2 separate regions of the Homo sapiens genome follow, and region 2 is linked to region 1. The links are chromatin loops, found by intact Hi-C in ENCODE. Cell type or tissue: adrenal gland. All regions are shown on one strand. Links, peaks and the distances in the headings refer to the core of each region. The heading gives the core; the rest is flanking DNA. Region 1 has its middle 92 kb from the start of LNX1-AS2. Region 2 overlaps LNX1 (ligand of numb-protein X 1).

The links. Hi-C counts contacts between places; a loop is a spot of excess contacts. Peaks named below come from ENCODE experiments on the same cell type or tissue, not always from the same donor. Only the 100,000 strongest peaks of a DNase experiment are listed, where the experiment ranks them.
Region 2: it touches region 1 in a loop (2.7-fold over the local background); 2 of 110 quality-filtered maps call a loop at or near these places.

What each region holds. Positions count from the first base shown.
Region 1 is chr4:53,681,014-53,688,744 of GRCh38, forward strand. No RefSeq gene overlaps it. Among named protein-coding and RNA genes, the nearest start is that of LNX1-AS2, 92 kb to the left of the region's middle. RefSeq lists enhancers at 7,176-7,225, 7,256-7,465. In adrenal gland, for the core only: no CTCF peak of the experiment used is centred there; no DNase peak of the experiment used is centred there; H3K27ac peaks cover 885 bases.
Region 2 is chr4:53,501,964-53,509,694 of GRCh38, forward strand. It overlaps LNX1 (ligand of numb-protein X 1), which reads right to left. Exons shown (of 11, transcript NM_001126328.3): 3 at 6,023-6,264; 4 at 5,354-5,506. LNX1-AS1 (LNX1 antisense RNA 1) reads left to right here. Exons shown (of 4, transcript NR_046622.1): 3 at 1-13. Among named protein-coding and RNA genes, the nearest start is that of LNX1-AS1, 5.8 kb to the left of the region's middle. In adrenal gland, for the core only: no CTCF peak of the experiment used is centred there; no DNase peak of the experiment used is centred there.

The DNA of each region.
Region 1 (7,731 bases), core at 1,715-6,714:
ACCTAATAGTCATTCCCTCGTCCTTCCTTCCTAGCCGAACCCTCATATTTTTCTCTGATAATTGAGGCAGTTTGTGCTGATAGAATGAAGGCCCCGCCTCCAGCCACAAGAAATGATCTATAACTATTCAAAGAATAATGCTAATCCCATTTCCCTTGACTGAAATAGTCCATTTCCATCTATTCATTCATGCAGTCAACCTTTTCTATTAGCACCTTCAACATAGGAATCCTAGTTATTTTTAAGTCCCTTTGTGATAATCCCAGCATCTCTAAGCTGTCTGTGTTGATTGCTTTATCTCTTAACGATGGGACTTTTCCCCCCCTTGCTTGTTTATGTCTCATAATTTCTACTGAATGCCAAGCATTGTGTTTGAAGAATGGTAGGGGCTGAAGTGAATGGTATTCATGCCCAGAAATGGCCATGCCTCTTCTTCTGTCAAGCTGTTAGTGTGGGGGAGTTGAGATAGGTCTGGGTTTTGTTACTGCTATCATTACTTGTAGTGTACCACAGACTTCGGATTCCTCTGGTGGGATGCTGTCTTTAGTTCTTGCTCAGTGGGAGGCCTTGGGTACTAGAGTAAGTTTTTCTGCTTTTGCTCCACTCTCAGATTTCAACTGTTCTTGCATGGTGGTTCCATGGAGGGATTTGCTTTCCCTGTTCTTGATCCTCTTCTTGCAGTAGACTACTGTCACTTTTCACCTGGTGCTAGGTTCTTGATTGGGTGGGGATGGGACCTTCTCAATTTTTCTAGTCCAGCCTCAGTCTTAGGTAGAAACAGTGCACCTTGGCTTCTTCCTCTCCCTTTACTGCCCATGGCCCCAAACTCTGTCTCCTATTGGTGTGTACCCTTAGGTAGGAGAGATTTTTCCTATACCCTCCCCAGAAGCAGCAGAACTCTGCCTTGTTTTGGTACAAGATCCTGGGGCCAAGAGGTTTTCTTGCTCCTTCTCTAGGGGCAGATTGTTTTTGTTTCTATTCCTCCCCTAGAAGCAGTAGATCTTTGCCTGGTTGCCAGGGCCAGGAAGGAGGCATTTATATACCCCTTACCCAGAGGCAGATGGGTTTTCCTTATACCCCTCCCCAGGAGCTCTTCGGAGAAGTTTTTGCTGCATTTTCCCCAGTGGTATAAGACTTTAGCTTTGCATGACAGAAAGGTTAGGGGAAATATATAGTGCTTGCTACCTCTTCTCCAATGGCACTTGATCCCTTCCTACAAACCTGGGCCACTGAGAGGTACTGTCTCTGGTCTCCTACCCTGCCTTCAGTCTCCATGAGCCCCTGTTAGAGGCCCATGAAGAGCTTGAGAGAGAGAGAGCTTCCCTTGTGTCTACAGCTCCTCATATACAAGCCCACACTAAGTCTTTAGGAATTTGTTAACATTTTGGCTTTCTTCTTACTCACTTCTATGGCAGCCACCTTTTCTCCCTATGCATTGCCAAAAAAATGAAACAGTCTGTGTATCTCATTTCTCCTAGGAGAGTCTTGTCGATTTTTGGCATTCAATTTCTTTGGTTGTCTTGAGACCTCAGCTCTCTGAGGGGCTTAAGAAAAGTTATGATTTTATAGATTATCCAGATTTTTCTCACTGTTAGTAGGAGAGCAATGTACTCTTGCGGTTTTCTATACTCTAGGTAGAGCCAGAACTTTGAGAAACCTTAGCTGTTTTAAATATAAAATTTGTCCAAAATCTGCCCACTTCTCACCATTTTTACCACCCGCATCCTGATCTCACCCAGCATCATCTCTCACTTGCTTTATTACAAAATCTTTCCAACCAGAGTCCCTGCTTTTCTTCATGCTTTGAATGCAGTCTTTTCTCAACACAGTGGCCAGAGTGATGCTTTTAAAACATAAATCAGATCATGACATGTTTTTTTTTTCTCCAAAACCTTCCAAGGATACCCCACCTAAAATAAAAACCGAAGTCCTTTAAGGAGGATAGAGGGTGTAAGGCACAGCCCTCTCCCTCACTCCCTGTGTCCCAGTCACGTGGCTGCTTGCTGTGCCTTGCACACATCAGGCACATTCTAGCCTTAAGTGTTTGCAATGGCAGTTCCCCTCCCTGGAACTCCCTCTCCCCAGGTACCTGCACCATTGCTCTCCTCTCACCCCCTTCACATCTATTCTGAAAAGACTCCCCTGGCAATGCTATTTAAATTGCTGCCCACCCACTCCCCACACCTCCAGTCTTGCTTATTCTGATCTACTTGTTCTTTTTCTGCATCACATTTATCATCTTCTAACATATTATGTAATTTACTTATTTTAGTCATTTTTGCTTATTTTCTATCTCCCTCTGCTAAACTGTCAACTCCAAAAGTAGAGGAATTATTATCTGTTTTGTTTTATGATGCATTTTAAGTATCTAGAACCACACCTGGAACATAGCAGGTGCTCTCCTAAATATTTGTGGAATCAATGAATAAATGTTCATGGTGGTATTATTTGTGGACTGGGTTGCTGAAGGCAATCTGTCTCCATAATTGGGACAGTGGTGGGTAAGTGTTGAGGTTGTATATCATGAAATATATAACATAATACAATATGTAAAAGTTAAAATGCATATGCACAAAAATTATTCATTTTGCAAACACACATACATGCAAAAATATATATTAAACATGTTAGGATGGATGGTGGTAGGGAAGGACAATGTGAGTGTGGAAGGGAGATAGGAGGAAACACATAAGGAAGAAAGAAAAGTGGAAGGAAGGGAAAGAATGGAATAGACTTCCCAAAGACAAATTAAAATAATGCATCGTGAAACGAGGAATGGGAATTAATTCAATACAAGGCATGTGAGGTTAAAAAAATGCATTTCAGAACTTTTATTAACTCAAATTACTCTTCCCCTCTGTGAATCAGAACAGAAGTTTACTGTGATTTAACTTCTCAGGTGGGGAATTTGTGGTTCAGGTTGAGTGATGTAGGAGCTAAGACTCAGAAGACCTAAGACTGCACCTCATGAAGGGGCACTGTGATGCCCCTTGTCTGCAAGTGATTTATAGCATTGCTACTATGGCTGAGTCAGCCAGCTCTACAATTTATTTCTTGAAGCTCTTTAACTTGTCCCAAGATTGATAGGTTTTCCGTCTCTAACCTAAGCTGTTTCTTTCCCTCCCTCTTATATCGTCTACCAATAAAATGTTTTCAAGCCAAGGGCAAAATTATCATGTAACTTTCTTTTTGCTGTTTGAAATCAATTATGGGCTTTTTGGGAGTTTATGAAGTTACCTACATACATAAAGCAATAAACAAGCTGAATCAAACAAATCCCAAGTAAAGAGGCTGGTCATTAAGAGACACTGAATGGAAGGGGCTCAGTCCCATGTGGTTCATATATTCTGAAGCTTTCCTGGAATAGAGCTTCACATTTCTCTGAACAGGAGACATGCAAGTATTTATTATGAAACTCTCTTATTCTGATCTGCATGGGACATTTTGTTCCTAATAACATGAAGCTGGTCCTTATCTCAACCAATTCTTTACATGCTTGTGTTTTACTTTATTTTATTTATACCCCAAACACTAAAAGAAATTATTTTACTGCCTTTCATAAAGAGATACATCAGGGAAGTGGGGTGTGAGAAGGAAGCTCTGCTGTTTAGGAAATGAGAGCCCGGCCGGGGACTGGGTCCCTCTAGCCTCAGTGTGAGCTCATTCAAAGCACGTCTGAGAGTTAAGAGATGGGGCTGTGCCCTTAAACAGAAACGATCACAAAGATCCATGATGAGTTCTTCCAGCAGATGGGGAAACTGAGGTTAGGATTGAATGGAAGGATTTTGAGGGTGAAGCTAGCAAAAGGAAATGTACTTACTCAGAAAGGGAATGGGTTGTGAGTCTCCTGCATTTCTTCTCCCTCCCTAGGTGCTGACAAAGCAAGTCTTCCCAAGGTTTCCAGGATAAATGGCCCAGAAACATATGGAATATATTTTCCCAGAAACTCAAATGTCTTTCAAGCTGAAGTGGAAAACTGCTCTGAAAATACACACCAGAGGTTACCTTTGGGCCCCAATTCATCCAAACACATTTTAAAATATTTTGCTGATTTTTAAAAACTAAGCAAATTTATAGACTTGAATATGTCCTTCGCACAAAGAATAAATAACAGTCACTGGTAGGTTTTTAACCCTTTATGTGAATTTCCCTTATTGTAGCAGGCCGGGCCAAGGCCCCAGGTACCCATGGTCTGGGGAGAGTTTCTAGGAATTGTGGGTTATTGCTGGCAGCTGCTTCTATCTGCTCTCGTGACCTTTCTTCCCTCCCTCTTCTCCAGCAAGGGTGCCATCAGCACAGCTTGCCACAGAGGGAGTGTGCCTCAAGAGAGGAGGTGACGGGAGAAGTCATTCATTCATGCAAAACCATACGTTCATTCATTCATTCCTTCATCCAGCAAATATTTCTCAAACACTTAATATGTGCCAGGCACTTAAGGTGCTGGTCATTTCGTCTTCTGTTGAGCTGGGCTGCATTCGATTGCTAGGACTACTGTAACAAGCTGGTGGCTTACATAACAGAAGTGTATTGTCTCACAGTTCTTGAGGCTACAAGCCCAAGATCAAGGTGTTGGCAGGGTCACTTCCTTCTGAGGGATGTCAAAGAGAGAATCTGTTCCATGACTCTCCTCTAGCCTCTGGTGCTTTGCTGGCAATTTTTGGCATTCGTTGGCTTACAGAAACATTACTTTGATCTCTGCCTTCATCTTCACATGATGTTCTTCCTGTGTGTGTGTGTTTGTTTCCAAATTTTCTTTTTTTATAAAGACATCAGTCACATTGTAATTAAGGTCTACCTTAATGGTTTCATTGTAACCTGATTAACCCTATAAAGGTTCTTTCTCTAACTGAGGTCACATTCTGGGGTATTGGGGGTAGGATTTCAACATATGAATTCAGGAGGCACATAATCCATGATATGGACTAAGCAATATCAGACTGGCTGATCTTGTCCTGTGTATCCAACCCTTTGAGCTATAAGAGAATAGCCTCTCTGCACAACCATCTTCTCTGGAACTTGGGAGCCAAGAGTCCCCAGAAATGCCCCCAAGAAGTAGAAGTTATATCTAGGAGGCATACTTGGACCTCGGGATCTCTTTAGTGGCTTCGCCAAAAGACCACGGTAAAAAACCTACTCCCAATTTGATTAAGAAGATTAGCAAGTTGCCTGGAGTCCCCATTCCTCTTCTAAGACAGGAGAGAGAAGCAGGTACCCTAAGCAGCAGTGTGGCTTCAAATGCCCTGGGCTACTAGCTTTTTTTTTGGCATTAAGTAAAATGTGATTTGCATATAATTCTTTTCTCTAACCAACAAATCATTATAATTTGCTCTGGGAGAGCCAAGGTGAGTTTAACAAAATTAATATGTTGTCTACTGGAAAGAAAAATATTCTAAAATGTGATTTTCAGGTCTCTTTAGGCAGTGTTAAACATTTGTATCATACTCAGATTCAGGGGATCAGAAAATTTTAGAGCTGAAGGTGTCTTTAGAAATCAACTCATCGAGTTTTTACACTGAACTCAGAAAGCAGTTAGCCTGGAGAGAAGGCTTATTCAAGGTAACAGTCAAGGCAGAACTTGCTATGTGCCCAAGATGCTGAGCACTCTCTGAAGATCTTCCTGTTTTCAGGAATGGCTGCTAAGTGGTGAGATGAGATGTGAATGCAGGGACTGCAGCTCTGGAGCCTGACTCTTAACCACTATGCAGTAGTCATTAGGGAAGCACTGGGTTTTTGCAGCCAGACCTCCTGACCCCGCTCCAGTGTTTTTCCACAATCCCACCCAGCTTTCTATCTTGCCTTACTCCAGCCCACTGTGCATACAACTGCTAGGACAATCTCTGTAAAGTACAACCCTCATCATAATATTTTCTGCTTACAAACCTGCAATCACTTTCTCTTGCTGACTGAGGTTAGTACAAATTCCTCACTTTGTATTGAATGTCTGTGACAAAAATTTCTAGTCTTGTTTCTTAGAGTTTCCTTGCACTCCTAAACTCTTAAACCAAACTTGGCTGCAAACACTTCTCTAAAAGGAGCCTGTTTCTTCTGCCTTTTCCCAAGCTGTTTCCTAGACCTGGAGAGCCCTCCTTCCCTTTCCTTTAGAATAGTCTAAAAGTCCCTTTATTTTTCTTTTTTCTTGTTCTTCTAATAGATATAATTTAATGTGCCAGAGGCTGCTGATTGCCTGTCAATATCTATTTTCCCTTTCACCTTTTAGAAATAGAATCTTTGAGTTTTGCTAGTCATATAGCTCCTTGGAATGAAGGCGTTTCCCAGCTTCCATCATAACTCAGTGTCCAAGGAGCTGTGACCAGAAGCAAGGTGTACAACAACTGCGTCACACCTAAGAGAAGGAAGTACGTCTTCCCTCTCCTTCTCCCTCTTTCCACTAGATGAAATACAGACCAAGGTGGTGTGTTGGGGAGCTATACAGTCTTTAGCCATGCAGATAAAGGCAACAACATGAGACAGCAGAGCCGAGAGTTAGATGGAACCTGGGCCCCAACAAAATGGACCTGTCATATAAGCCCTGGACTCCCTGTGCTCAGACCATTAAGTATGAGGAAAAAATATTTCTATCTTGTTTAATTCTCTGGTTTTGGTATTTCTTGGCTGTCTTTGTTACAGTAGCCAATCTGTATCCTTAGAAATACATTCTTATGATGAGTTCATGTCCTTTGCAGGAGCATGGATGAAGCTAGAAGCCATCATTCTCAGCAAACTAACACAGGAACAGAAAACCAAACACCGCATGTTCTCACTCATAAGTGGGAGTTGAACAATGAGAACACTTGGACACAGGGAGGGGAACATCACACACCAGGGCCTGTCAGGGGTTGGGGGGCAAGGGAGGGAGAACATTAGTACAAGTACCTAATGCATGCGGGGCTGAAGACCTAGATCATGAGTTGATAGGTGCAGCAAACCACCATGGCACATGTATACCTATGTAGCAAACATGCACATTCTGCACATGTATCCCAGAACTTGAAGAACTTAAAGTAAAAAAAGAAAAGAAAAGAAATATAGTCTCACTTCTTTGATCATCTACACCCCTCTGAGTTTTTCCTAAAGGATTTCTTAAATTTACCATGTAGCAGAGTAAACATGGAATTTGAAGCTAGATAGCCCTGGCTTTGAATCCCAGCTCCACCACTTCTCAGCTGGGTGGCTCCAGCCTACTTGCTTAGTCTCTCTGAGCTTCAGTTTCTTTACCTGCAAGCACTGAAGACAACAGTCCATGGAGTAACTTTCCACTATTCTGAGCTGCCTCTCTAGGGTGATTTTCATCTGGCTGTGTGGACCTCATGAGTCACTCTTCTCCACTATAGGAAAATACCAACCACAGAAACCAAAATGTTCACATCTGCTACTCAGGCACCCTCTCCCACGAAGCAAGCTGGAAATGCTGACACATTCTGCAGCTCTCCCTTGGCTGTAATCTGGGCAGACCATCACCCCTCTGTTTGTAGATGCAAGGCTATGATTCACCCTTCCTCAATCCAATTCCTTACATAAAGAGATTATTATAATTCCAAATTCCCAGCTTATTCTTCATACACTCATAGATGCTTAGAGTTACAAGGCACTTGAGGGTCTTGTGGTCCAATCTTCCCTCTGAAATCAGTGCGGCCCTGGTGAGGACTTCCTCCACAGCCTGTCTCACCAACAGGCATCTTGCCTCTGCTGAATGTGCCTACTTGTCACATGGCAGCCTGTTCTATTTTTTGA
Region 2 (7,731 bases), core at 920-5,919, 180 kb before region 1:
CAAGAGCTCCCAGGTGTGTTCACTACCCCCAAATCAAGTACAGACTCCTAAATAATAATCAGGACACACTATGATCTGACCTTCACCTCATCTTCTGTATTGGTCTGGAAAGAAAATGATTTGTTCAATATTATGTCCTCACTCAAGGACTAAAGGATATAATAATAATTATTAACTGAGAGTTTACTATATGCTGGCATTGAGCTAAGCTACTTGAATGCATTTTCCAACACACAGTCAGCATCCCAACATCCATCCAAGTCACATGGATTACACTGTCCCCTATGGCTGCTATGGTCATTAATTTATACTTCATTCTTCATAGTACAGGCATACCTCTGAGATATTGTGGGTTTGGTTCCAGACTGCTATAAGAAAGTGAGTCTTTTGGTTTCTCTGTGGTTATAAGAGTTATGTTTACACTGTACTCTAGTCTATCAAGTGTACAATAGCATGTTTTTTAAAATGTACATATCTCAATTTAAAAATACTTTATTGCTAAAACATGCTGTTTAACGATCATCTGAGGCTTCAGCTTGTTGTAATCTTTTTGCTGGTAGAGAGTCTTGCCTTGATGTTGATGGCTGCTGACTGATCACAGTGGTGGTTGCTGAAGGTTGGGAGTGGCTTGGCAATTTCTTAAAATAAGACAACAATGAAGTTTGCCACATGAACTGACTCTCGTGAAAGATTTTTATGCAGATTCTCTGTAGAATGCAATGCTGTTTGATAGCATTTAAACTTCAGTAGAACTTCTTTCAAAATTAGAGTCAATCCTCTACTAACCTTGCTGTTTTATCAACTATGTTTATGTAATATTCTCAATCCTTTGTTGTCGTTTCAACAATGTTCACAGCATCTTCAGCAGAAGTAGTTTCCATCTCAAGAAACCACTTTATTTGCTCATCCGTAAGAAATGCCTCTACACTCATTCAAGTTTTATTATGAGATTGCAACAATTTGGTCATATCTTTTTTTTTTTTTTTAGATGGAATCTTGCTCTGTTGCCCAGGCTGGAGTGCAGTGGTGCGATCTCGGCTCACTGCAAGCTCCGCCTCCCAGGTTCACATCATTCTCCTGCCTCAGCCTCCCGGAATTTGGTCATATCTTTAAGCTCCACTTCTAATTCTAGTTCTCTTGCTATTTCCACCACATCTATAGTTACTTTTCTCCACTGAAGTCTTGAACCCCTCAAAGTCATCCTTGAGAATTAAAATCAACTTCCTCCAAACTCCTGTTAATGTTGATATTTTGACCTCCTCCCATGAATCACTAATGTTCTTAATGGCATGTAGAAGGGTGAATCCTTTCCAGAAGGTTTTCAATTTTCCTTGCCCAGATCCATCAGAGGAATCACTATGTATGGCAGCTATAGCCTTTCGAAATTTATTTCTTAAATAATGAGACTTAAAAGTAGAAATTACTCTTTGATCCACGGGCTGCAGAATGGATATTGTGTTATCAGGCATGAAAACATCATTACTCTTGCGTCTCCATCGAAGTACTTGGGTAACTAGGATGCATTATCAATGAGTAGCAATATTTTGAAAGGAACTTTTCTTTCTGAGTAATAGGCCTCAACAGTGGGCTTAAAATATTGAGTAAACTATGCTGTAAAAAGATGTGCTGCCATCCAGTCTTTGTTGTTCCATGGAGAAAGCACAGGCAGAGTAGATTTAGCATAATTCTTAAGGGTCCTAGGATTTTTGAAATGATAAATGAGCACTGGACCCCACCTTAAAATCACCAGCTGTATTAGCCCCGAACAAGAGAGCCAGCCTGTCCTTTGAAGTTTTGAAGCCAGGCATTGACTTCTCTCTAGTTAAGAAAGTCCTAGATGGCATCTTCTCCCAATATAAGGCTGTATCATCTACATTGAAAATCTGTTGGCTGAGTGCGGTGGCTCACACCTGTAATCCTAGCACTTTGGGAGGCCGAGGCAGGCGGATGACCTGCGGTCAGGAGTTCAAGATCAGCCTGGCCAACATGGCGAAACCCTGTCTCTACTAAAAATACAAAAAATTAGCCAGGCATAGTGGTGCACGCCTGTAATCCCAGCTACTTGGGAGGCTGAGACAAGAGAATCACTTGAACCCAGGAGGCAGAGGTTGCAGTGAGCTGAGATCATGCCACTGCACTCCAACCTGGGCTACAGAGCGAGCGAGACTCCGTCTCAAAAAAAAAAGAAAATCTGCTTAGTGGAGCCACCTTCAATGATTTTAGCAAGATCTTCTGGAAAACCTGCTGCAGCTTCTACAATCAGCATTTGCTGCTTCGTTACAATCAGCATCTGCTGCTTCGCTACAATCTGCATTTGCTGCTTTGCCTTGCACTTTTATGTTATGGAGATGGCTTCTTTCCTTAAACCTCATGAACCAATCTCTGCTAGCTTCCAACTTTTCTCCTTTAGCTTCTTCACCTCTCTCAGCCTTCACAGAATCAAAGAAAGTTAGGACCTTCCTCTGGATTAGGCTTTGGTTTAAGGGAATGTTGTGGCTGTTTTGTTTTTCTATCCAGGTTACTCAAACTTTCTCCATATCAGCAATAAGGCTGTTTCGCTTTGTAAATCATGTGTTCACTGGAAGTAGCACTTTTAATTCCCTTCAAGAACTTTTCCTTTGCATTAATAACTTGGCTGTTTGGCACGAGAGGCCTAGCTTTCAGCCTACCTTAGCTTTCAATATGCCTTCCTTACCAAGGTTCATTTCTAGTTTTTGATTTAAAGTGAGAGACATGTGGCTCTTCCTTTCACTTGAATACTCAAAGGCTATTGTAGGGTTACTAATTGGCTTAATTTCAATACTGTTATGTATCAGGGAATACGGAGGCCCAAGAAGAGAGACATGGGGAAATGGCCAGTGAAGTAGTCAGAACACACAATTATTAAATTTACTGACCTATAAGGGCATGGCTCGTGGCACGCTAAAACAATTACAATAGTAACGCCAAAGATAACTGATCACATGTCACCATAACAGATATAATAATGAAAAAGTTTGAGATGCTGCAAGAATTACCAAAATGTGACACAGAGACATGAAGTGAGCACACGCTTTTGGAAAAATGGAGCAAACAGACTTGTTGGCTACAGGGTGACCACAAGCTTTCAATTTGTAAAAATAAAAATGAGGTATGCTTTTATTTTATTATATTTTAGTCTTGAATAAACCCCTTGATGCCAAGAACTACATTTTATATTCTTTATATAAAATGACAGCACCTAGGCCGGTGCCTTACATATAATAATCTGTTTTATAAATGTTTTTGTAATAAATATGCAAATAAATCTTTTTCAAGATAACTTTTTTTTTTTTTGAGATGGAGTCACCCAGGCTGGAGTGCAGTGACACAATCTCAGCTCACTGCAGCCTCTGCCTCCCAGGTTCAAGCAATTCTCCCGCCTCAGCCTCCCAAGTAGCTGGGATTACAGGTGCCCGCCACCATGCCCTGGCTAATTTTTGTATTTTTAGTAGAGATGGGGTTTCACTGTGTTGGCCAGGCTGGTCTCAAACTCCCACCCTCAGGTGATATGGCTGCCTCAGCCTCCCAAAGTGCTGGGATTACAGGAGTAAGCCACCACGTCTGGCCCAAGTAGTAGAGAACTTTACATGGAGTGGAATTGAAGAGTCTTTAATAAGAGGAAGAGACTGGTGGAAAGGAAGTTCTAATCTTTTCATTTAGCCATTGCACAGACATTTAGTGGACACTTATGTGCCAGACACTGTGCTAGGCCTTAAGAACAAAGATTCAGAAAAATAATCCCTGCACTTTGAGGTACAGTTACATGAAACATGATCATCGCTGATACAGGTGCTTCAAAAACACCTAAAAAGGGGGCTGAGGGAGTGAGGTTTCCAGGAGGAGGCAAAGTCTTACACTAAATCTGGAAGAAGGAACGTGAATGCCAGCTGAAAGGAGAGTGGGAGCGCAGGCTGGATAATGGAAGGGAGGTGAAAGAAAGATATACAGCATTTATAGGACTGTAATAAGCTGAGAGCTGTTAGAGCATGCAGCATGTACGTGCAGGGTGAGAGGCAATCATGAATAAGTATACAAGAAAAGGTCTGATAAGGCTGCTCATGAATTTTGAGGGCATAATACATACAGTGGTTTGGGTTCTGCCTCCCAACTCCCAAGAGTAGAGGGCAGTATAACCCAGGAGCTAAGAGAGTAGGCTCTGGAACCAGAGGACCTGATTTAAAATCTTGGTTCTGCCATTTTTTAGCTGGGTGACTGGGCTAGTTACCTAATCCCTCTGGGTCTCCGTTTTCTCATCTGTAAAATGGGAATGATAGTCCTATCCCCTTAACATTATTGTCACATCTAAATGACTTAAAACACTATGTGCATGCAGAAAGAGCTCAATTTTTTAAAAAAGCTGTTACTACTACTCTAAAGTTCTAACATAAAATGCAAAGACAGTAGGACAGTATTTCCTCAGCTCCACTTATATTGGGGAAAACATATGGGATCTAAGACTCAATAGCTTCCTTTGCATGAATTCTACAGCCATGTTACCTGGATTCAAAGTTTAGCAAGGTAATTTGAGCAACCTAAGTAACCTCTCTGTGCCACAGTTTCCTCATCTGTAAAACAGGAATAGGAGTGGCGCCAGGTGCGGTGGCTCATGCCTGTAATCCCAGCACTTTGAGAGGCCGAGGTGGGTGGATCACCTGAGTTCAGGAGTTCGAGACTAGCATGACCAACATGGAGAAACCCCGTCTCTACTAAAAAATACAAAAAATAGCTGGTTGTGGTTGTGGGTGCCTGTAATCCCACCTACTTGGGAGGCTGAGACAGGAGAATTGCTTGAACCCAGGAGGCAGAGGTTGCAGTGAGCCGAGATCATGCCGCCGTTGCACTCCAGCCTGGGCGACAAGCAAAACTCTGTCTAAAAAAAAAAAAAAAAAAAGAGGAATAATAGTAGCTACCTCATAGGGTTGTTGTGAGGCTTAAATGAGGAAATGCATGTAAAACACTCAGCACCACACCTCAAATGTAGTTGAAAGAGTAAGGAGAGCGAATATATATATTGCATTTATTATATGTGCCAGTCATTGTTTTAAATGTTTTTCACTCATTAATTATAATTATTCTTCCTCATATGCATAATGGTACTAGCGCCTGAAGGTGAGGGTTTCAACACTTTTTTCTTCAATCTATGTAAAAAGATGATAATACTTTCTGCCTTTAGCTACATACGTGAGAAGTAGGCTAATCAAAGTAAAAAATATTGTATACCCTTGGGAAGAGAGGGGTCACAGAAGGTGGAAGGTGATCAGATTGCGTCATCCCTGAAGTCCCCCTGGAAGCCCAGCCCATGTCCATCCAGCCTTATGGGGAGTTCATTTACCTTCAGGGGCAGTGGTGTTTTCAGAATTTTCCCTGCCCTGGTCGGCATGGTTGGCAACTGCACTCCCGCTCTTTGTCCTTCGAAGAACACTCAAAGCTCGATTTATTTTTTTAAATGATCTGCTTCTAATAGTGGATCTCTCAAAGGGCCGTGCTGAGGAATAGCGACAGGAGGAACAGTAGTTATGATTTAATAGAAATAATCATTTATGTACATATCTGATAAGATATACACAATAAGACATTAACAGTGACTACCTCTGGGTGGTAGGATTGTAGAATTTGCTTACCTGTATTTTTTAAGTTTTCTACAGTGAAATATGTACGACGTGCTTAAAATCCTGCTTTTCTTTTTTGTTTCTGGGCTGAACTGAATACAATACCACTTTTCTTGAGCAGCATGGCTGAAAAATTACTGACACTGCAGGAGTGATGAATCATTAGGTCTAGTTTCAGCCCCTTTCACCAAGTCAGATTACACACAGTTTTAATGATTGGAGGTACTTGCGGTTTCATTTCACTTTGGCGAATTGGACATTGGGTTCCTGCCAAAACTACCAGAACGATTTCCCCTTAAAAAACATTTACAGAACTTTCCACAGTAAGTATTCCACAGAGGGCAATCGCAAGCCAAGGAGCCCATTCCCGGACAACCACCCATTTGACTCACCCCTAGTTCGGTTGCTCCGGCCAGAGTCCACTGGGCTGATTGCTGGCTGCCCGTCCTCTGCCGAGGACACGTAGGCAGGGTTGTCTAGGCCAGGCTCGTCTGTCATTAAGGAGATGGTGGCAGCTGCAGAAACCTCTGGGGAGGGAGCCGTGGCTGTGAGGCTCGCACAGCCGTCTGGACAGCCATCTTGTGAGCGCCTCTTCCTATCTTTGGTCAGGCCGTAGTGGGAGGCACCTTTACAGCTGTAACAGAACCAGCGGGGAGGTGAAGAAGAGCTTTGGCTCTGCTGCCATTCCTCAGTCAGCCCTCTTCAAATACAATTGAAGAATGTATAATAGGCTTGTTGAACTTGGAATTTGATTTGCCTGCCGCTATATCCTCTCTTCCCTTTTCACACATCGGTACTCAATATACATTTGCCAACCAAGTGAATTCATAATTTGAGATTTTTTAAAGACGCCCACTGCATTCTCTTAAAGCAATCTCTACATTGGCTGCTGGAATGCAAATTTATTCAGGTCACCATGGTGTCTACATGAGTAGGGTTTGAGGCTGGCAATGTTCAACTATTTGGTAATTCCTGCTTGCTGGTGTTTATTTTGACCATGAAAGCCCTTAGTCACACCCTCACTCTTCTTTTGGATTTTGTTCCCAGAGCACTGAACGTAAATATAAAGCTCCTCCCAGATTCCATATTTAACTGTTCATGCAAACAGAATCACCCTCACCACAAAGCCACAGGAGTGAGTTCAGCATTGCTATCCTCTAGTGGCAGCTTGGTGGCTTCCATTCTCTTTCTCTGGGCTGGTCTGGGAGGGCCTCCCTGGTGTTGGGGGCTCCCATGATCTGAGAAGTGTCATTCATTGCCATGTTGTCTACCATTAAGAGAGTAAAACAGCTTTTGTGGTTTTTAGCAAAAACATATTTGTCTCTACCCATTCACTATCCATGCTATAAAAAAAAATCCAGAAAACTCCACAAAAACCAAACTTTGTGAGAAAAGCAAGTTATTGGTGCAATAGAAAGAAGTTGAAAAAGAACATTCTCGAGGCTCAGAAGACCAAGGTTGGAGCTGATCTAGGTCCATATTTTGCCATGAACATGAACACTGCCACTCGGCAAGTCATTGCAGCGCACAGGCTAGGTTTTGGTCAGGAAATGGTGATTTAACTATCTCACTCTACTGTGGGGAGGGTAGCTACAGGTAACCACTCCAGTTTCCACAGTTGTGAAGGCAGAAATCATATCACGAGCCCCTTTAGGAAGTGTCCATTTGCATATAATGGATGTGTTAATTATAAATTCTTATCAATTCATTACTCAAAACCCTATATGATTGAGCTATTTTAAATAGCCCTTTGAGATCCTACTTCAGGGATGCTTCATGTTTTTGAAAGTAGATGAAATCAAAGGTCAGTCTACCGTGATATGCACACATGATTTTTACTGCCCATAGAATCATAGAAATGGCAAGATGGAAGGTCCTATTGTCTAGATCTAAATCCTTGCTCTGAAATTTACATAGCTGGGTGATCTAGGGAAATTTTATTTACCTGGCTAAACTTCCAAATTTGCATATACTTTCTGGATTGCTGTGAGGTTTGATCGACATTAAGTCTTATCAGGGGTTTAGTACTTTTTGCCAAAAGTACTAGAATGCAAATTCATTAAAGTCGTCATGGTATCTACATGACTACAAGCAGTTCTCA